Regions from separate parts of the Homo sapiens genome. Here region 2 is linked to region 1. The links are chromatin loops, found by intact Hi-C in ENCODE. Cell type or tissue: mammary epithelial cell. All regions are shown on one strand. Each heading gives the region's core, and the rest is flanking DNA. Links, peaks and the distances in the headings are about the cores only. Region 1 overlaps LOC107986198 (a long non-coding RNA gene). Region 2 overlaps PALLD (palladin, cytoskeletal associated protein).

Region 1 (10,491 bases), core at 1,274-9,273:
GAAGTGGGCCCTACATGTTCTTAATATAATTGACTGTCTGCTGTTGTTTTTCTCTCTTAAAGATATAGATGTATCAGGTGGGGATTCCCTAGATGTTAACTCCACACATCCCACTTCCCACCGCAAAGTATATGTACAATGCACATAAGCAGACTCTACTCCAAATCAATATCCAGTTCTCTTCCACTTTAATAATATGTTACCATAACTCCAGCCTGGACATTATCCAGAAACTTGAAAATCATAAACTCCATTTCCACTTTTTAGAGACTTCCCCCTTGCCTCAATCTCTCAGTCTCCTTAGGAGCCCCACTCTTTCACCTCCCCAGGATCAACTCTGTGAACAGGCACTGAACCTTCCTCTCACTAACATTCTCAACTGCTTCATCCACTCTCTTTCCTCTGCACCTTCACTGCAACTTGATCACCTCAATCTAGTAAACCATTTTTTGCCCTTACCAGGACATTGAAGGAAATTGTCTAATATTTTTCACCTCAGATTTACTGTTTATGACTATAGGTTCCTGATCTTTTTTACAGTGGCCCTTAAAACCCTACAGCATCTTGCTGTTCTCTTCAAGTCCACTAAGAATATATCTGTTTTAAAGAGACTCCTTTTAACTGTCTGACACCTCCATCTAGTCCAAGAAGCCCATGACATGCTCCACATACAATATAACCACTCCCTTTTGAGTTGGTTACCTCCAGCTTCCTCAGGAATCTCACTCCATTCCTATATTGTTAACCTCTCTCTATTTACAGCTGTGGTAGACTGAATAATGGTCTCCCAAAGACATCTATGTCCTAATCCTTGTACCTATAAATATGTCATCTTCTGTTGCAAAAAGAACTTTGCAGATATTCCTAAGAATCTTGAGATGGGGAAATTACCCTGGATTATCTGGGGACCTGATATAATCAGAAGGGTCCTTATAAGAGGGAAGGACTATTATCAAAAAGGAACCAGGACAAGGATAATGTGGGAAATTATCAGGATTTCAAGACTGCAAAGGATGGTAAAAGTAAGAGACTCACTGCTGGGAAAACGTACTCTGGAGAAAAAGTCATGAGTACAGCTGGACAACCTTTTGCTAGTGCTTCAAAAAGATCTCTGTGACATACACAGGAAATCCAAAAGATTTCTGAGAATATCAGCAGAAACACTGCCAGCTTGAACTGAAAGGTACAGAGAGAGAATAAAATGAAAGACGGTTATAGGACTCCCAAAATTCCATAAGCAATAAACAGTCTGATAAAACTATTCAGCCCCAAACTTGTGCTATCTTTCATGAAGGATGACTCTGAGGGCAGAGCCTAGAGACACAAATGGTTATTCACAGGCCTTAAAACCTATGGAGTTAGCCTTGCAGATTTTTGAAATTTCTTGGCTTTTTCTCCTTCCATTTTCTCCCTTTGTGAACAGGAATATCTGTAACTGGTACCCTATTCCTGTTCCACCATTGTATTTTTGGAGCAAATAACTTGTTTTCTAGTCTTAAAGCTTCACATATGGAGAGAAATTTTGCCTCAGGATGGTTCATACCCAAAGTCTCAACTATACCTGATTTAATCATTTAGGTCTTTTCAGCAGATGAGATTTAGATGGGATTTTTGGACTTAAGTTGATACTACAATAGATTAGGACTTTGGGGGGACCTTGGAATGGCTCATTTTGCATATGGAATTGATGAGAATGTTTGGGGCAGAGAGTGCAATGACAAATAAATGGCTCCCAAAGCTGTGCATGCCCTAATCCCCAGAATGTGTGCATGTTACCTTACAGGGCAAAATGAACTTTGCATGTGATTAATTTAAAGATCTTGAGATGGAGGATTATCCTAGATTTTCCAGAGTAGGCCCGATGTAATCTCAAGGGTCCTTGTAAGAGAGAAATGGGAGATCAGAGGAGAGAGAAGATGCTGTGCTGCTGGCTTATACATGGAGAAAGGGACCACAAGCTAAGTAATACATGTGCCCTGTAGAAGCTGGAAAAGGTAAGGAAACAGACTCCCCGTTAGACCCCCTAGAAATAATGTAGCCCTACCAATACCTTGATTTTTAGGCTTCGGACCTCCAGAATTGTAACAAATGTGTGTTTTAAGTCACCAAGTTTGTGGTAACTTGCTATAGCAACAATAGGAATCTAATGCAACTGGCATTTACTATTCATTCCATTAAAATGATAAAGTCACTTTCCCCTCCAAAACAATTACAAGAATGAGCCCTGCCCTATTTCACTTTTTTTTTTTTTTTTTTTTTTGACGGAGTCTTGCTGTCGCCTAGGCTGGAGTACAGTAGCATGATCTCGGCTCACTGCAGCCTCTGCCCCCCGGGTTCCAGCGATTCTCCTGCCTCAGCCACCTGGTTAGCTGAGATTACAAGTGCATGCCACCATGCCTGGCTAATTTTTGTATTTTTAGTAGAGATGGGGTTTCACCATGTTGGCCAGGCTGGTTTCGAACTCCTGACCTCAGGTGATCTGCCCGCCTCAACCTCCCAAAGTGCTGGGATTACAGGTGTGAACTACCACACCAGGGCCTCATCTCCTCCTTTTGATCATGGCACTTCATAAGGGTATACAGTCATCATCTCCACTTCTCCTTCAAAGTCCTAAAGTTTATTGGTCTAGTCTATCTTTAGACCAGAATCTGCCCTGAAGCTCCTCTGCCAAACTCATTCATGATGACCTATTAATTGCCAAATTCAAACAGTGCTATGTAGTCCACGATTTATTGACCTATTGGTGATATTCAAGATTTTATACCAGCCTCTCCTTTCTTTTTCTTTTCTTTTCTTTTTTTTTAACTTGAATCAGGGTCTTGATCTGTCTCCCAGGCTGGAGTGCAATGGCATGATCTTGGCTCACCACAGTTGATACATCTGAATTCCATATTCTCTTTTATGTCATTCCTTCCACTCACTAGAATGAGCCTCATGTGTTGTCATCTGGTTTATTGCAAAAGCCTATTCATTTCCTGACTCCAGCCTGTTCTCTCCATTCTGTTTTCCACTCTCCTGCCAGGGTAATTTCTCTAGCATGTAAACCTGATCATGTTACTCCCTGTCTTAAAATCCATTAGCATTTCCTCATTGCTTTCAGATTAATCTGCCTATTGGTATTTCATCTTTTTTTAGAGCTCCCAAACACTATACCTTAATGGTGACAAGTAAGTGTTTTGATTCAGAGGATCTCTCTAATAACAGTTCCATCACGTATTAGCTTCAGTGTATTGGGTAAGTTAACCTCTGTCTTTCATCTCTAAAACGGGAGTTAAAAACAATCCACAGAGTTGTTAAAGGATTAAGTGAATTCAATGTTGTAAAGAGATCAGACACAAAGCAATAGGATGCAGGTATCATTATTATTATTCTCTTCAGGAAATACTGAGAACCATGAATGTAGCACTAGGTAGCTTGTCCTTCCTTGAGTTATGAGACAGATAACAGGGTCTTACTCTGTCTTAAAAAGTCTTAAAGCCTTGTGTTGAGTGGCAACAGTAATATCAATCCATATGCATTCAAACATCGTAATTTCTGGACATTCCTTTCTAGGGATTCACTAAACATGTATGTATGGTGACCTACTACGCCAGACACTTTTTATACACTGATACAAAATATTAAAAACTCCTTCCTTCAGAGTTTACATTCTAGTAAAGAATATAAACAATAACAAGAGAAGTAAAAAGTCCATTGTGTTAGATAAAAATAAGCTATAAGAGAAAAAATACATAGAGAAGAGGAGATATCAAATCCTGATGGGAAAAGAAGATGAAATTTTAGATAGGATAGACAGGGAAAGTCCCACTAAGAAGGTGACTTGACTAAAGATTGGAAGGAAGTTAGGCCATTCTTTTTTCTTGGAGAGACCAAGCCTGGCTGAGGGACAGGGAAATCCCTGAGATAGAGTGAGCCATGTGGGTTCAAGGAGCATTAGAGAGGCCTGTGTGACTGAAGCTGAAGGACTAGGCAAGAGTGGGAGAATGTCACAAAGATAAGGTGAGGAGGCAGATCATGCCTGATCCCAGAGAACAAAAGAGACTGTGACTTTTACTTTGAATGTGATAAGAAGGCATGTCATGGCAAATACATTGAGATTTTATCTTATTTATAATTTACTTTTATTAAATATTTGAACAATTCATGTATACATGTTCCTTTTGTTTTGGATATATGTTAAAGAAAAAATCAAGAAATGAAATTTAATATAAAAATAGTATAACAAATTGTATTCCTTACGTGTTTGACAATCTAACACTGGATTTTTTTCTTTTTTGGTTTGTTTTTTCTCTAATACTGATCATTGTTCTAGTGGCTTTTTTGACAGTTTTTGAGACAAAATTAAGTCAAGATAATGTAATATGTAGCTGTCCCTAGTTATCCATGGGGAACTAGTTCCAGGACCCTCTTGGATACTAAAATCCATGGATACTCAAGTCCCTTATGAAATGGCATATTTGCATATAAATTTTAAATCATCTCTAGATTACTTATAATACTTAAGACAATGTAAATACTATGTAAACAGTTATACTGTATTGTTTAGAGAATGACAAGAAAAAAGTATACATGTTCAATATTTCTGAATATCTTTGATCCATGGTTAGTTGAATCCACAGATGTAGAAGCCACAGAAGGCTGACTATATTATTTCATATATCTATTGTCTTATAAATTTTAAATATACTGCTCATTTTCCTATCCATGTGTTTTTTCTTATTGAATTGCAAGGCCACATCTTGCCAAGGTTTCCTTTCATTTTTTTAACTTGCCTTTTCTTCTTTTTAAATGAAGATTTTGTTTTAGTTTCACAGTTAGGAGCTTTTAAAAGTCATCAGATTTATCGCACTGTGCCTTTATATTTCCTTCATTTGCCCTTATGGATAGAAAACTCCTTCACTACCATAGAGCCAAAAAACAAACAAACAAAAAGGCATGTATTTTATTATGGTTATTTTTGGTTTTGTTTTTTCCATTTAGCACCTGAATTTATGTTGGTATATGGTGTGAGGTTTGATGGCCTAAGTGTGTTTAGTGAATGCCTCAGAGTTAATTCTTCAGACAGATGGCTGGTAAGCCAGGCACTGCCATCTGAAGTGACCCTGATGGGGACAGGGACCAGAGCAGGCCAGGGAGCAGGGTATGCACTGCAGCTGATCTCTCGGGTTTTGGAGACTTGATCCTACACCCTTGCTTTTAGGTGTGAACTTGCATTGCTGGGACAGTAGACCTTAGTCCTTTCTGTGGGGAACTGATTGCATTCCAGGCCTTCTGCCCTGGAAGGGGTCTGCCCTATCACCAACATCCTCACCCCTACATGATTCAGCAGGCTCTTCACTCTTGACTCACAGTGGTAAAACTCCACCCCTTTTTACTCATAACCTCTGCCTGGGCTCACTCCCTTGATCTGAATTAATATACTCTCATAAAGCTACTTCTTTTTTTCTTCAGAGGAATAACTGAAGTCCTCATCCATCCCCCGTGGCTTTCTACTTGATCAGTGTCCCCCTATCAACTTTCTGACCCACTGTCATCCGCAGCCCCCACCTCTCTAGCTGCATACCACTTGGGTTTCTCAGAAAAGCTCAAAGGACGAGGCTTCACCCTTTATGCTACTGAATTCCATTTATCTCCTTATTACTCACCGTCCACACCTATGATCATTGACTGATTTAAAATCTCCCCACCTCCCCCAGTCACTTTTCATACCAGACATAAACACCAGTGCGTAATAGCTGCCTACCCAGCCCAGTTAGAAGCTCCCAATTCCTCAGAGTGGCCTGAGGCAGAATAGTGTCCCTAAGGTCATCTCAGCTTCTAGATCCCAAGTCTGATTCTCTTTCCTTGCCTTCTCACTCATCTGCTAAGCTTGTTTATTGGGCAACACTAAGCAAAGTTAATGATTATTCCAGTCTTTAACTAGGACGTGAGAAGCTCTCTCCCCATCTTCACCCATTTCTGTGAAGCTTTCAGGGACTATGGGCCTCGCACTGATAGCACCTCCCCAGGCTGGGCTGGCCCAGACAGTCGAAGAGTAGGACCAGCCACTTCTCAGCCCAGCTGACATTTGGCAGCTTTGTGATTTTGGATAAGACATCTTCTCTTGGGAGGTCAGACAAGATCAACTCTTCCAGCTATGACATTGCGTGAGGCAATGAAGAGGGGAAAGTCCATGAATGGAAGGTGGAACTTGATTGGATCTGTTTTGTGGGTTCAGGAGAGGTCCTATCACAACTCACTGGAGGTAGGCAAGGTAGGTGAAGACTTCCATGGAAACTTCTGGCTCTGGGGTGCCTGCTTCACTGATGATTGAGTGGGCATCCTAAAGGGTACACCTCTGTCAAAGTAATTCAAAGTCCTGCTCATCATTCAGACTTGGCTTGTCAGGAATCAGGTACACTTGGATAACCTAGCCTTAATTCCATTCAATTTCCTTTTATCTCTTAGAAAAATATGATTACAGTTGTTCCTCAGTATCCAAGAGGGATTGGTTTCAGGACTCCCTGCAGATACCAAAATCTACAGATGCTCAAGTTCCTTATAAAAAAAAATGGTGTAGTGTTTTATATAATCTAGACACATCTTCCCATATACTTTAAATCATCTCCAGATTCCTTACAATACCTAATACAATGTAAATGCTTTATAAATAGGTGTTATACTATATTGTTTTTATTTGTATTATGTTTCATTGTTGTATTGTTGGCTTTTTAAAAATATTTTGGATGCACTGTTGGTTGAATTACCAAATGTAGAGTCCACGGAGGGCTGACTGCATTTTTAGGCTTATAATGCCAACATTTCTTTGACAAGTTCACTCTGTGTTATATTAATTTAGCTTTCATCTGCACAATCATTAGTACCATATTCAATTTATAATTCATAAATAATAAAGCATATTAACAAATGCATATGCTGTCTCTATGGAAAAGTAATTACCTAAAAATGTTATAAATAATCTGTTTTGATTTTACCCTGCAGAAAGTCTTCTTAAGAAACAATATATTCAATGAAACTACAGTCACAGTTACAGAAGTCAAACGAGCACACTGGGTCTGTGATATTTCTACAACAGGCTTTTTCAACACCTGTTAATCAGTCAATCAGAGGAAACCTCAGGGGCTGAAGATACGCCAGCTTGGTGGAAATTCCTTCCCAAAATAGCAATAGCTGAGCAAATTGCTAGGCTGACAGAAGTAGAGTATGCACAGTTCTTGGGATTTTGTGTGAGACAGCAACTGTCTTCGACGGTTGGCATTTTATCAAAGTTTAAATTCTTTGGTCCAACAGCTGATTTCCTCCTTTGTCATATTCTTTCCTATTTGCTTCCCCAGGCAGTGACAGCCATGTCCTTCCACATTAGACTTCTTGGGTAAGCAGCTTCTGAAATTGTTCTACAGCTGTTAGTAGCTGTCTGGCAGAGACCACTCCATTTGCAAGGTTGCTGAATATCGCTAAGTATCTCCATGAGGCATATAAAATGCAAACTTTAAGAGAAACAAAATATTGTTCATTTTGATTTAGGTCAAATAAATGTCAAAGCCTTTCTAAATAACTAATTATCTTGGTAGATTTGCCTTTTCTTTCTAGTAGAGGAAAAAAAAATCACCCTATACAGTTTATTGATGTCTTCATACGTAGTAAAATGTCAAAAGCAACTCAGTTTAAAGCATTAAAACTTCCAGCCATGCAAAGAGTCTTAACTTTTTTTAAGTTATATTCGGACTTCAAAGACTATTGATTTTCTTCCTGTTTCCCTTAGCATAATATAATCGGCATTTTTCCTTTAATATAAACACATCAGAAAAATCATATTTTATGGCTACTTTAAAATTCCATGAGTTTAAGCCATTCCATAACATGCACATTTAGATTGCTTTGATTTTTTCTTCTATAAATAATACAGAATTAAATGTGTTTTTATGTAAAGTGTTTACTGTAGTTAGGATTCTGTCCTTGGAACAGATCAGAGAGAGAGTGGATCAAAGGTTATGACATTTTAAAAGTAGCCAGATGAAGGTGAATGTTCATACAGTATATGCAGAATATGGTTCGCTTGTATATGGGTCTGATTTGCAAATCAGCTCACAAGAGCTGATCCACAGTAGAGGAAATCTGGTTTAAGATTTTTAAAGTCAGTAAAGTTTTTTTTTATTCTCCAAATAGAAACATACTGCATTCAAAATTTCTTTAATTGATTATTCTCTATTTTATACCCAAAGACTTAAAAAAATTTTACTCTCTAGTGGATTAAACAATTAAGAAAGGTTTTTTTAAGATTAAATGGACTTCAGGCTCATGACCGGAATTTTTTTTTTTTTTTTTTTTTTTTCCTTTTTGAGAAATGGAGTCTTATTATGTTACCCAGGCTGGCCTCAAAGTCCTGGGCTCAAGGGATCCTCCTGCCTCATTCTCCCGCATAGCTGGGACTACAGACAGGTACCACTGAGCACAGCAATTTGATGATAAATATAATGCAAATACATACAAATTTCAAACACAAAAAGAAAAAAATGAAGGTTTCCTTTAATCTTACCTTCCGGATATAATAACTAGTATACGATGTGTTTGTTTCACTTAATGCTATATTTGGGATAGCTTATTTCTGTATCACCTCTTGTTTTAGTACCTTAGAAAACACATTTAAAAATCATAATTATTGATAGGGAAAAGTATAAAGAGTAAGAAACAGTAACAGTCAAGATAATCTCTGATGCCATTTTTTTTCTCTGATGCCATTTTTAAAATAACAATACAGCATGTATGTTGGAGTCAACATACAACCCTATTTGCATCCTAGTCAGAATGCATTTTCTCACCAAAATTAACCTATCATCTTCGAGGAAAACTTCAAAATGTTTTATTCATATGTCAGGAAAGAGAGAGAAATTATAAAAATAGATATAAGTATACATACAAATATGATGATGCTCTAACACACTCTCATGTATACTCTTTTTATCCTAAATCTATCTTGAATATATTTCTATGACTACATACATATTTATCCATTCCACTATGATTTTTTTTCCAATTCATGTGAGCCAAAAGAACTTCAATTTGCTGAATGAAGTGAAATAGGAATCCAGTTTTTTAATAATGAGGGGGAAGTCAGTGGAACTGAACAAGGCCAAGAAATAAATCAAAACGTATGTAGTTATTTAATATATGCTGCCAATTCAAAATAATGTTCTTTCCATACAAGAATAAAATATGTCATTTTATTCATCCATTCCTCCATTCCTTGTATCGCCATAAGAAATCTGTTAGTACTCCAGTAGCAATGAAGGGCTACTCCTCTGCCCTTAGCGTTCCTTTTCACACAATCTTCCTAGATATTTTGCCATGCTAATTTGTCTAGGTAAATTTTGTGTCAGTTTTTCTAAGTCCAGCAAAAAATGCTACTTTATTTTTTATTTTTGTTTTTATTTTTTAGAAAGAAGACTTTGCTCTGCCACCCAGAATGGAGTGTGCAGTGGCACAATCATGGCTCACTGCAGCCTGAAACTCTTGGGCTCAAGCGATCCTCCCGCCTCAGCCTCCCAAGTGGCTGAGACTACAGGAACACACCACCACACCTGGCTAAATTTTTTAATTTTTCTAGAGACAAGGTCTCACTATATTGCCCAGGCTGATCTTGAACTCCTGGCCTCAAGCAATTCTCCTTCCTCAGCCTCCTAAAGTGTTGGGATTACAAGTGTGAACCGCTGTACCTGGCAAAAATGCTATTTTAATTGAGATTATATGACAGTTGTAGATTATTTTGATAAAGAACTGATTACATTACAAAATCAATTCTTCCTATATAAGAACGGGATATAGCATTCCATTTATTTCGTTATTTCATTCCTTTCTCTTCTTTAGTATACATTAAAACCTGCATATTAGTTGTTAGTATTCCTTGGTGTTTTATCTCATTACTATATATTGCATCATATGTGTGTATGGATAAATGTGTGTATGTATACACAGTCACACATGCACCTATACCTTAAAATATAATGTTAAAGTAGAACCATTCTCTTCACTTCTCACAAAAGTTTTTTTTTTCCATTGGGACTAGACATTGAATTTTGTCTGAAGACTCACTAACAATATATGGAGCTGACCATATGGCTTTTTTCTTTTGAGTTTCTTTTGAAGAATTAAATACTAGAAGTTTGGATGTTAAGCCAACTTTTATGACTTGGCTAAAACCCAATTGTCCAAAGTGTATTATTCTTTTAATACATTGTTGGCTTTTATTTATTACTATTTTTTTCAAATTTTATTTTACTATTCAAAACACCAATGTGCACTCGTCTGTCTTCATTCAATTTTATATTACTGAATAATGACATAATGATAAAAGGATAATATAATGATATAATGATGTTATTCTGTCTTTGTAAATTCCAAGACTTATTTTATTTGCTTAAATTCAATAAAATCTGCTTTTGAAATTAATTTTACTGGCTTTTTCACCCTAAATAATACTTGTCTCTACATTTG
Region 2 (10,491 bases), core at 1,169-9,168, 360 kb after region 1:
GAGGGCTTGACCTCAGCCAAGAGCACAGAGCTGATTCTCCTGTAGCCCCAGAAAACAGGCGGAATCTGGGGGCACAGATGAGGGCTGGGTGGAAGGAGCAATGGAAGCTCGTGGAAGTTCTGTGTTGCTTCTGTTTTCTTAGTGGAATGGGGAGTGTGGTCATCAGTGGGGAGCGAGGGTCGGGGAGGGAGTGCGGGGCCGGGGGTGCAGTTTGAGGAGAGAGATGTGAAACAGTCACCTGGCAGAAAGGGAGCCTGAATTTAGCTGGTGAAATGTACACTCAGGATCTGCCCATGGTCAAATTCTGACTCTTAACATCCTTCCACAGTATATTGGAGATCAGAATTCTCTAGTTCACTTCTTGAGGAGAGAGATTATCTTCTAACTCCTTTTTTTTTTTTTTTTTTTTTTTTTTGCTGTGTCATTTACTTGGAGCAGAGTCCTGCACTTACTATGTGTATGGTTAATGCTTGTTGAGTGACTGCTACAGGAAACCTACACACTTGTCCAGAAATTTCATTTAAGCTTTTCGTCCTAATTGTCACATTGTTCTCTCCCTTTTCTGAAATGCTGTGATGTTCCTAGTTCCCAAAACAGTACTTGTATAGCAATTACTGTTAATTATTTCATTGAGTTAATCTCATTCCCATAACGGATTAAGTTTTAGACTAAGAAATAATTTTTTTTGTTTGAGACATGAACTCACTACCTTCACCCAGGCTGGAGTGCAGTGGCATGATCATGGCTCGATGCAGCCCTGACATCCTGGGCTCAAGTGATCCTCCCACCTCAGTCTCCCAAATAGCTGGGACTACAGGCATGCGCCACCACGCCCAGCTAATTTTTTGTATTTTTAATAGAGATGAGGTCTTGCCATGTTGCTCAGGCTGGTCTTGAACTCTTGAGCTCAAGTGATCTGACCTCTCAGCCTCCCAAAGTGGTGGCATTACAGGTGTGAGCCACCGCGACTGGCTAAAAATTCTTAATTGTATACTCTTTTGTAGTATTCTCTTGGGACCACCTAAGTCAAGCCTCATTCCCACCAGATGGTGCCCCTGTTGGGGGCAGTGAAGAAGCCTTCTATGTCTGTTTCATGACTCCTTCTTGGCTGGCACACTGTTGTGGGCGCTCTGTAGGTAGTCAATGGGAAACGGGAAAGCTACTTGCGGTTAGAATAATACGAGAACTAGATATTGGTAATCTCAGCTGAGCGAATGGCAAAGGAACTGATGAAGCAGGTGGATTCCAAGGCTAGTTAGGAGAAGGAATTGACTACAAGTGGTGTTGGTGGGATGGGAGGGGTGAGGGAGGGGGGATGGGAGGGGTAAGGGACGGGGGTGCATCAGAGGTTACTCCCAGGGCTCTGCCAGACCCTGGGTAGATGGAGCCGCCGTTTTACAGAGGTAAGGACAAGAGTTTAGTTTTGAACATTCCAAGTGGAGATGTCCAGGACACAATTATATACCTAGGCTGCCATTCTGGGAGGAGATCTGAGTGGGAGACCATGATTTGGGAATTATCACCACAGATGGTAATTTAAGCCTTGGGAGAGGATGAGTTTGCCCCCAAAGAGAGCATAAAGTAAGAAAATTGGGCTCTCCGTGTTTCAAGGTTGACTAAAGATCCTGTCATTTGACTAGGCTCTGCTATAGTCTGCAAAATCTGCCCAGGGACAGAATATTGAAGTAAATAAAGTGTATTCCAGTGAAACCTCAAATAGATTGATTCAAAACTGGAGTTAGAAAAACTTGTGGTTTTTCTTGGTAAAGCTTCATTTTCTATTTGTCTTCATAACTATAAATGGATGTATTTGTGTGGAAGATGTAGATTTTTTTTAAAAAAAATCTATTTTTGGCTCTATTAAGAGACAAAATGAATCCAAATGTATTCCATACTTCTCTCACATTGCACCATTTTGTTATGTAACAGAGAACGTTTGAGTACATACTGTCCACACCAGCAACTATAAATCTGTCCTGGCAAGTGACTGTAAGATACCCAGGAACAAGAGATAAGGAGCTCGCCTCTCCAGGGAGAAGCTTTTATTTGCAAGAGAGAGAGTGATATACAAGAACTTGCAAATGTCTTTGAAGGGCAGAAAAAATCAGCTAGGGCTAATAAGGCAGCTGTCCAAGTTCATGATTCCTTGGCCCTTCTTTATACACAACCACCAAGAGTTGTCAGTTTGCAAACCTAGAAAAGTATACCATTGTAATATCAGTTCATCTCCCGCTTTTCCAGAGCTACTCAGAAGCGTGGTGGATGCTTAGTGAAACGACCAGAGGTGTGAAGCTGCCAGACCTTTACCCAGATCAACTTCTTTGACTCAGGGTACAAATGAACAACGTAGTCTGACAGCTCACCTAAAAGTTATTTGGAATGATTTTATATTGAGAGATTTTTTTAAAGCCTAAATTTAGATTCATCAGAGCATATCAAGGTTGAGATATGTGAAAGGCAGTGCTATATGGGAGGGTCAAGTTCCATTCGTTTAAAAATACCAGGACATTTGCTGCTGTTTAGTAGGGGAGTTGGGTAGGGTAGATATCCTCACCTCCACTATACAGATTTATTTATTTATTTATTTTTTGAGACCAAGTTTCGCTCTGTTGCCCAGGCTGGAGTGCATTGGTGTAATCTCGGCTCACTGCAACCTCTGCCTCCCAGGGTCAAGCAATTCTTCTGCCTCAGCCTCCTGAGTAGCTGGGATTACAGGTGCGTGCCACCACGCCTGGCTACTTTTTGTATTTTTAGTAGAGATGGAGTTTTACCATGTTGGTCAGGCTGGTCTCAAACTCCTGACCTCGTGATCCTCCTGCCTCGGTCTCCCAAAGTGCTGAGATTACAGGTGTGAGCCTCTGCGCCCGGCCCACTATATAAATGTTTAAGAATTAACATGTATAAAGGTTGGGACTTTCCCAAGGTGAGCTGTTGGACCTGGATCTCCTGAGGCCAACTGTGTTTTTCTTCTCAGCACAGCAAGCATCCTTTGAGATGCAGAGTGATCTTACCACTTGAAAATGTGCATCAAGGGCAACTGCAGAATTTTCCAAAAGCTTAAGCACAGATGGCAAATCTGGCAAAGTCAAATTGAGAACACTGACTACATGTTCAGGAGGAAAGTTTTTAAGGGTAAATGCTTAAAAATCCTGAAGACCAGTTTATTTGGGAAAGCAATTCCAATGGAAAAGTGCGGTTGGCTTACTGAGGGAACCACACAGTGGCAGTTTCTACAACTTGGCCAGCTGCCCTGGGCTGGCAGTTGAGGAGAAAATGCAGCAGTGGGGTTGAGTAGACACCTCAGCCACGGAGTGACAGTCATTGTGTTCTAGGTACCACCTGACCGCTCTCTGTCTGCTCCTTCTGTGGCTCTATAATATCTGAGCTCCTGGGTAAGCTCCATGCAGCCTCTACAACTCTGCTTGGAGCTCAGTTTTCCTATGTGTTTATTTTGATTTTGTCTACTTATTAAGTTAAATACAAATCTGAAAATGAAAGAATAATCACCTTGGACTCCTGAATGTTTGCTCAATGTCATTTAGCTCCCATTGTTTCCTGTCACCATAGCAGTCTACTGAAATCTCTCAGCATATATTTCAGAATTACTCTGATAGTGAAAGATTTCCTATCCTATGTAGTCCAACAATTATTGGTTTATTATGTGAAAAATAAAGCAAGTATGTAGCATTTACAGAGTAATCCAGCTCCACTGTTAATACTGTCATTTGAAGAGTTAGCAAGGAATGTGATGAAGACTGAATATCTTGAAACAAAGTTTGGTTGTGCAGTTGCTCTGCTATGAATTATGGGTCTGATTCCCCTCTTTATATGTGGCTTTTGGATTTTCTTCTGCCCTTGAGGTAATCTGCTCCTCCTTTCATTCACCGTGCTTTTAGGTTTGGTTTCAGATACAGCATCCCTTCTGCTACATTCTTTAAAGTTAAAAAAAGAAAAACAATTTCACTTTTATTGGTGATGGGCATTCAACTGAAATTACAAATCGGGAAAACATGACATTCCAGCTCACAGCAGTCTGATTAAAGGTGGAACTCTTATGAAACCACAGGATCTGACTGAACATATGGATCATCTTCTGGCAAGCTTAACAGACACCTGATGTTTTCCTTGGCCATCCAGAAATCTGCATCCTGGTGTAGATATCATGAGTTAATGATGGAGTCAAGTGTAGAAATGTGTCTGGGACTTGCAGACCTCTTGCTTTGTGATACTTTCTTTTATTTTCTTAACTGGCTGAGAAAATGGCTGTCACTCCAAGTCTATCTTCTGATGGGCTGGTAGCTCTCATTCAGGCCATCCACAGCCAGCTGCCTTTCCCCAGACAACCTACATTGCCTTGAGTCTTCTCTTAAAGCAAAAAGACTAGAGGAGAGGAGTGCTACTTTCTTCTCAGCCTTGCTGTCCCTGTCATGTAAGGAGGTACTTAAAAAGCATTCCTATCCAGTTCTCTCTATCTGCTCCGTCTTCTCTCCATGCCCTCATGGAGTACTTGGTAAAAACATTTAAGTAGATGACTTTATGGAATATGATTCCCCGGTTTTGGAGAAATAAAAAGATGAATCTCAGACATCAGTAAGGGCCACATTCTAGTTCAAATTATAAGCCTGTACATAATCAGTAAAACTATATTAGAAATAAAAGCTTCTCAAAAATCCCAAGTGCTCGTTACCCAAAAAATGATGATAGACGGGGGTCCCACAAATGTGTAGTTGTGTATATGTCATAGTATACGAAGGCCAGGGAAATACATAGTGCCACCTGACCTAACCAGCTGTTAAGCATAATTACTGTGGTTTTGCCAGAAAGGAATTCTAAATGCAGGAAGGTTTGCCATTAGTGGGCCACAGAACATGAAAGACTTCCCTGCAAACCTTTTAGAAAATTTATGCTAGTTTATATTTCAGGAGGTAATACCCATTGGATATACTCTAATTTGGGAAACATGGGATGATTAATGAATTGATACAACCTCTAGACCAGGGGAACAGAAGAAAGTTTGGCTTGCAAAATCACAGGCTCCACCTGGTCAGCGCTTATCTTCCTTGTTTAGCTCAAGTTAGGTAAGTTTACCTAATACTCCTTAAAAGGAGTATTTTAAATTTATGTTTGACATTTAATGATTTCAGATAGTTCTTGGACATCAGGATAAACAAATTCAGTGTAGCACATACGTAGTATAAGAATTCTGTTGATATAATGCCGCAGTCATAGTTGTAGCCCATTATTCCAGGTAATAATGATGCTACAATTAGAAAGTTTTCCAATTGTAGTTTTGATTTGCACAGTAGTAATTGCTGTTTCTATTTTCATAGGCAAGGAGAATCCACACATGAATTAGAGGCTTTCCATATTAGGCTTTTTGGAGACATAGACATGGTGGTGATCGCATGGGGTGTTTGAGAAAATGGAGACTAATTGAATGCAAAGTATTCTGTGGGGCAAGCAGAGTAAAGAATCCAGTCAAATGATGTCAGCCAAGGATGGCAAGCCCATGCCCGAAAAACTGGCAGCAGCTCACCCATACCAAGCCACCTGAGACATTTCCTGGGCTGGAAACAACGTTACGGAAATTGAACTTCCGTGCCAAATTTACCACACCTCGCCAAAGCCTGGGCACCTCTCTTATTCATGGGTGCCTCAGGAGTAATTACAGCTTTATAGCATATCTACTAAGAACTTTAGTGAAAGTGAAAAGGAGTCGGTAACCTTGAATTTTAGCAAACTAGAGAAGGAAGATGTGGGTGTCCTTTCCTCACGCGTTAACAAGGATGCTGTTAGGTTGTCTATCTACTCTGAATCCCTACTTAGGAGGAAAGTCACGTATCTGGTTGTGCAAATCAAAGAGCTTTGACAGTTTGTTTTTTGTTTGTTTTTATTTGGGTGCAATTTTTCTAGAAGACTAAATAACCTGTAAAAGATTAAAAACCATGATTGAGTGTGCCTAGAAATAAAGACCACCCTTGACTGGGCTTTTTCTACCCAAGTCCAAGTGAACTGCTTTATCCATTTAGTCAATACATATTCAGTGATGCTGGTTATTTACAAAGTATTTTATCTACATTCTGTATTAATTCTCAACAGTCCTGTGAGATCATTGTTTATTCTTGTTAATACACATATACGCACACAGAAGAGAGAAGTGGGGAACCCCACAAGCCTTGAGAATTTCAAGAATTTGTGGATTTCAGAATGGTTGAGCAGCTCATAGCTTTTCTAACACTGAACTTTTCTCTCTCCAAGTCCCAGTCGCTCGTCAAAAACTGTGCCATCAGCGCAAGACCCTGTGATTTCTGTGGTATTCTAATTTTATCTGAGATTTATTAGAATATATGAGGTGGAAAAAAAAGTTGTGCAACAGGAGATTGGACTCTGGCATCCCACAGCGTATCTTCCCTGCCAACTTCCTAATAAAGGGTGAACTCCAAATATTAAAAAGTTATTAACGTGCTTGAAAGTCTTTCCAAATGCTTCAAAAAGCTAGCAGACACATCCAGTATCATTTATTCAGCAAACATGTACTGAGTTTGTTTTGTGCTCAGCATTCCCGACTAAGTAGGACATTGACCAGGCCATCATGGGTTAGGCTCGGAAGGGAGGGGCCCAGATGCAGAATGAATTGATTAGTTCTGTGGGTGAAACAGATTCAGTGTCCTCTGAGGAGGGACTGACCAGCTCTGCCTGGGGGAGTAAGGAGAAGCTTCAGGAGAGAACCAAGAGCTGAGAGTGGAGAGTTTGGGAGAAGGCTGAAGCTGGGTAGAGAAGCTGGAGGGGGGAGGGCTGTGTGTCCGGAGGATGGCAGGTGACTGGTGTGGCTAGAGAGGCACCGGAGCAGAGGAGGTGAGGGAGGCTTTACCAGCTGTGGAAGGCCTTGCTTTCCACACCCAAAGTGCCATGGAAAACATGAAAATGTGCTTTCTATCAAGGGATACGGTCAGAAATCGAACAAAATATTTCCTACCTGTCTATATCATTGGAGAAATTGTTCTAGGTCCTTTAAGGAATTTTAGGACCCTTACTAACACCTTTCTTCTTTTCCAATAGCATCATCTGTCTTAGATAATAGTTGGCCCTCTGGATCCCTGGGTTCCACATTCATGGATTTAACCAACCACAGATCAAAAATATTTGGAAAAACAAAACAAAAACAGTAATACAACAATAGAAATAATACAAGAAAAAAAGCAATATAGCATGACAGCTATTTATATAGCCTTTACATTAGGTATTATAAGTAATCTAGAGATGATTTAAAATATACAGGAGGATGTATGTAGGTGATGTGCAAATGCTAGGACATTTTTTTATCAGGGACTTGAGCATGTGTGGATTTTGGTATCCGAAGGGTTCCTGGAACCAGTCCCCCTCAAATACCGAGGGACAACTGTACTCACGAGACAGGTTGTTAGAGTTTAAGAGATTCCTAAATCATAAAACCTCTTGTAAAAAGGAAGACTTATACATACAAAGAACTCAGCTAGTCAAGACTAAGAAAGTACCAGTGGGAAGTAAAGCCACGGTTTTAAATAGTAATGTAATGAATGCTTCCCAAGGGCTTGAAAGTCGTTTGTCTTAAGCAGCACTTTTGCCAATTGTTATACTACTGATTTATTTGACAAGCCCCCTTTTTAGTTGTTAGTGAAAATCTCAGAGGTATCACAGATTTCAAATTAATGTGGTCTCAATCAGTGAGGCTTCCTCTTGCAATAATCTGAGATGGCAAGTAGCTGTTCTAGGATACCTCTTTTTGCTACTCTTCTGTCCCTTAACTGAATGTCATTTCAATACCAAGTCCTCTTCTCTAATATGCATTCAACCATGCATGTACAAATATTGACTTGTCCCTTTGCTCAACCCTAAGCCCACTGCACGCTTTACTATTTTCATTCTTACATAAAAGATCTAGAACAGAAAATAGATTGGAAGTACTATATAGATCCACTACATACAGTCAAGGGGAAGTCTCAAGTTTTCTCATGTTTCCTTTTATAACGTGGACAACTGAAAGTTAAATATGTCCGTTTGATATGGGTAATTTAAGCAGCTATAGGTACTTGGTGATTATTGTAAACCTAAGACCTTAAATAATACATAAGGAATCAATTTCAACACTAATAACATCTGATCAACAAAGAGTTCCTTTTATAAGATGAGAACGGCATGGAATTATTTCTAGTTGCCTTAAATGAATTTTAAACACCCGTTATGCGAGGGAGAGTAGGTATGGTCTGTAAGAGGAACTCCAGGAAGCCCATGTGGAATTTTGCAGTTTCCTCTTTACAGGTGACCTGTTAAACAGCCTGCATGTCATGGTAGTGAGATGTAACAGAAAAGCTATGTTAATTAAGGTGACTGATTACCATTCAAATACATGTAAATCACAGTCTACCCAGAGGAAGATAGGAGTCCTCTAACTGCAGGCTTCTTCCGAAGAATTAAAGGGCTTTCTGAAAAGCTGAGGCTCTCAAAGTGTGGGTATGGTACCCACACTGGTGGTGTCAGCATCACCATCACTGGGTACATGTCCATGGCATCCAGTGGGTACCAGGACATCCATTTCTTACCCACTACTAGAAATAAGCAATTCGCTTACGGTTAGCAATATTACCATGAAAAAATGTTAATTTGACAATATTGAGACCAAAGCAAAACAGAATTTTGATATTTGCTAAAAAAGAAAAGGCCTGAAATTAGTGGGCTGGTTGAAAGGGGACTGGAATTGCAAGCTGCTCCCATCTGCCATTCCAGCTTTTAAGGCTTCTTAATTGAATTGGAAGCTCAGTTGAAAAAAGAAAAGGATCATCTATTCTTTCCTCTGTTTTCAGATAAAGTCCTAAGAACTTTTTTGAGGGCAATTTATACCCATTAAAATGTCAAATTCACATATCCTTTGACCCAATAATCTCATTTCTAGACATGTTTGCCACAGAAAACTCAAAACAAGTATACAGTACAAATTAGTTGTACAGGCAGCTTTATTGCTACACTATTTGCACTAATGAGTACTTGAAGAGAGCATGTCTATCATTAATAAAGAATGGTTTATACTATGGAATACTATGAGGCCATTCAAAAGCATGAAATAAACCTTCATGTACCAACATGGAAGGATACCCATGATACATCGTTGAAAGATACAAGATCACTGAGGGAAAATGTGCATATGCTTCATCCAACTTTTGTGAACAAAAACCCAAACATGTAAACATATGGGTGTTGTAAGTATTTATATTTGTATAGTAAAGGTTCTGGAAAGATAGCACCAAGATTTTATTGGTGTTTTGCCCTGTGGAGTGGAATTGTATGAGGATTGGTGGTTATGTGGGAAATTCTTTACATTTACTTTATTATCGTACTACTTTCACTTTATTTTTTAATTAATATTTTATCTTTAATTTTTGTGGGTACATAGGTGTGTATATGGGCTATTTGGATATGGACATGCAATGCGTAATAATCACATCAGGGTAAATGGGGTATCCATCACCTCAAGCACTTATCCTTTGTATTACAAACAATCCAGTTATACTCTTATACTTTCTGATACTTCAGTTTCTCACAATGAATATTCCTTTTCTAAAAAAGAAAAAAAAAGGAAGAAACTAAGTCCCAGGCATATTAAGAGAGAGCTAATTAGCTGTAGAACTAATTCTGACACTCTATTTCCCAATCAGTATTATTCAGAATTATTTTTTACTTCCCTGTAATAGTTACTCAATTTTAGAGCCAGAATTTAGCCTAATCTACTCATTTAACCTCTAAGAAAACTGAGCCCAGGGGGTGCTAAGTTCCTGGAGAGTGGTCCTCAGGTGGTGACTGAGGACTGAGTTAGCCTCCTCCGGCAACCCTACCCCCGTCCCACCCCACCCCACCCCACCCCACCCCTGGGCAAAGTGAAAGTGAAGCAAACTGAGAGGAACTCCTCCACTGTCCCTTCTGCTTACTCAGCAGATGGGAGCCAGCCACTTTGTTTTGTCCTGGGGCCTGTCCTTGATGGCTTCTAAGACTAAAAATCAAAGCTGTAAATTTGTGTAATTTAGAGATTGAAGGTACTGATCGTTGTTGTCAGTGACTGGAAACCAGGCCTATTGAGCAAGAGCCATTGTTCAGTGCCTGTCAGCCCAGAGAGTGTGCCGAATGCACTGGCCATCTTAGACACAGATCTACTTGGTGGTGTTCTGTGTTTTTTCTCCTAAAAGAAGGCTTCTCACACCACCACTGATGAGAAAACAATTCGAGGAAAACGTAGGCACACTCAGTACATGAAGGGAGACACTATTAAAAGCAAAAAGAGGGTTATTGTCAAACTTAGAACGATGCTAATTTGAGTTCTGAGCTCTAAAACTGGTAGAATTCAAACATTAAATGTAGAATGTACTAGTATTCTATGCCTTAAACAGTTGAAAGGAAAGGCTTACATTGGCAAAATGTATTTCACACCAAATAATGATCCTAAATCAGTCTTTTGCAACGTCA

What was found. A loop is a pair of places that touch in the nucleus more often than their neighbours do. Peaks named below come from ENCODE experiments on the same cell type or tissue, not always from the same donor. Only the 100,000 strongest peaks of a DNase experiment are listed, where the experiment ranks them.
Region 2: a loop joins it to region 1, with 2.0 times the contacts of the local background. A loop is called at or near these places in 2 of 110 quality-filtered maps.

Annotation. Positions count from the first base shown.
Region 1 is chr4:168,481,822-168,492,312 of GRCh38, forward strand. LOC107986198 (a long non-coding RNA gene) reads right to left here. Exons shown (of 4, transcript XR_001741448.3): 3 at 8,537-8,629; 4 at 4,929-7,487. Among named protein-coding and RNA genes, the nearest start is that of DDX60L, 6.6 kb to the left of the region's middle. RefSeq lists an enhancer at 5,066-6,265. In mammary epithelial cell, for the core only: no CTCF peak of the experiment used is centred there; DNase peaks (open chromatin) are centred at 2,980, 5,370 and 5,670; H3K27ac peaks cover 2,726 bases.
Region 2 is chr4:168,838,279-168,848,769 of GRCh38, forward strand. The region is part of intron 10 of PALLD (palladin, cytoskeletal associated protein); the gene reads left to right. LOC102723331 (a long non-coding RNA gene) reads right to left here. Exons shown (of 2, transcript XR_007058358.1): 2 at 6,100-10,491. It overlaps LOC124900809 (a long non-coding RNA gene), which reads right to left and starts at 301. Exons shown (of 2, transcript XR_007058361.1): 1 at 1-301. RefSeq lists an enhancer at 2,713-3,227. In mammary epithelial cell, for the core only: no CTCF peak of the experiment used is centred there; DNase peaks (open chromatin) are centred at 4,123 and 5,553; H3K27ac peaks cover 4,786 bases.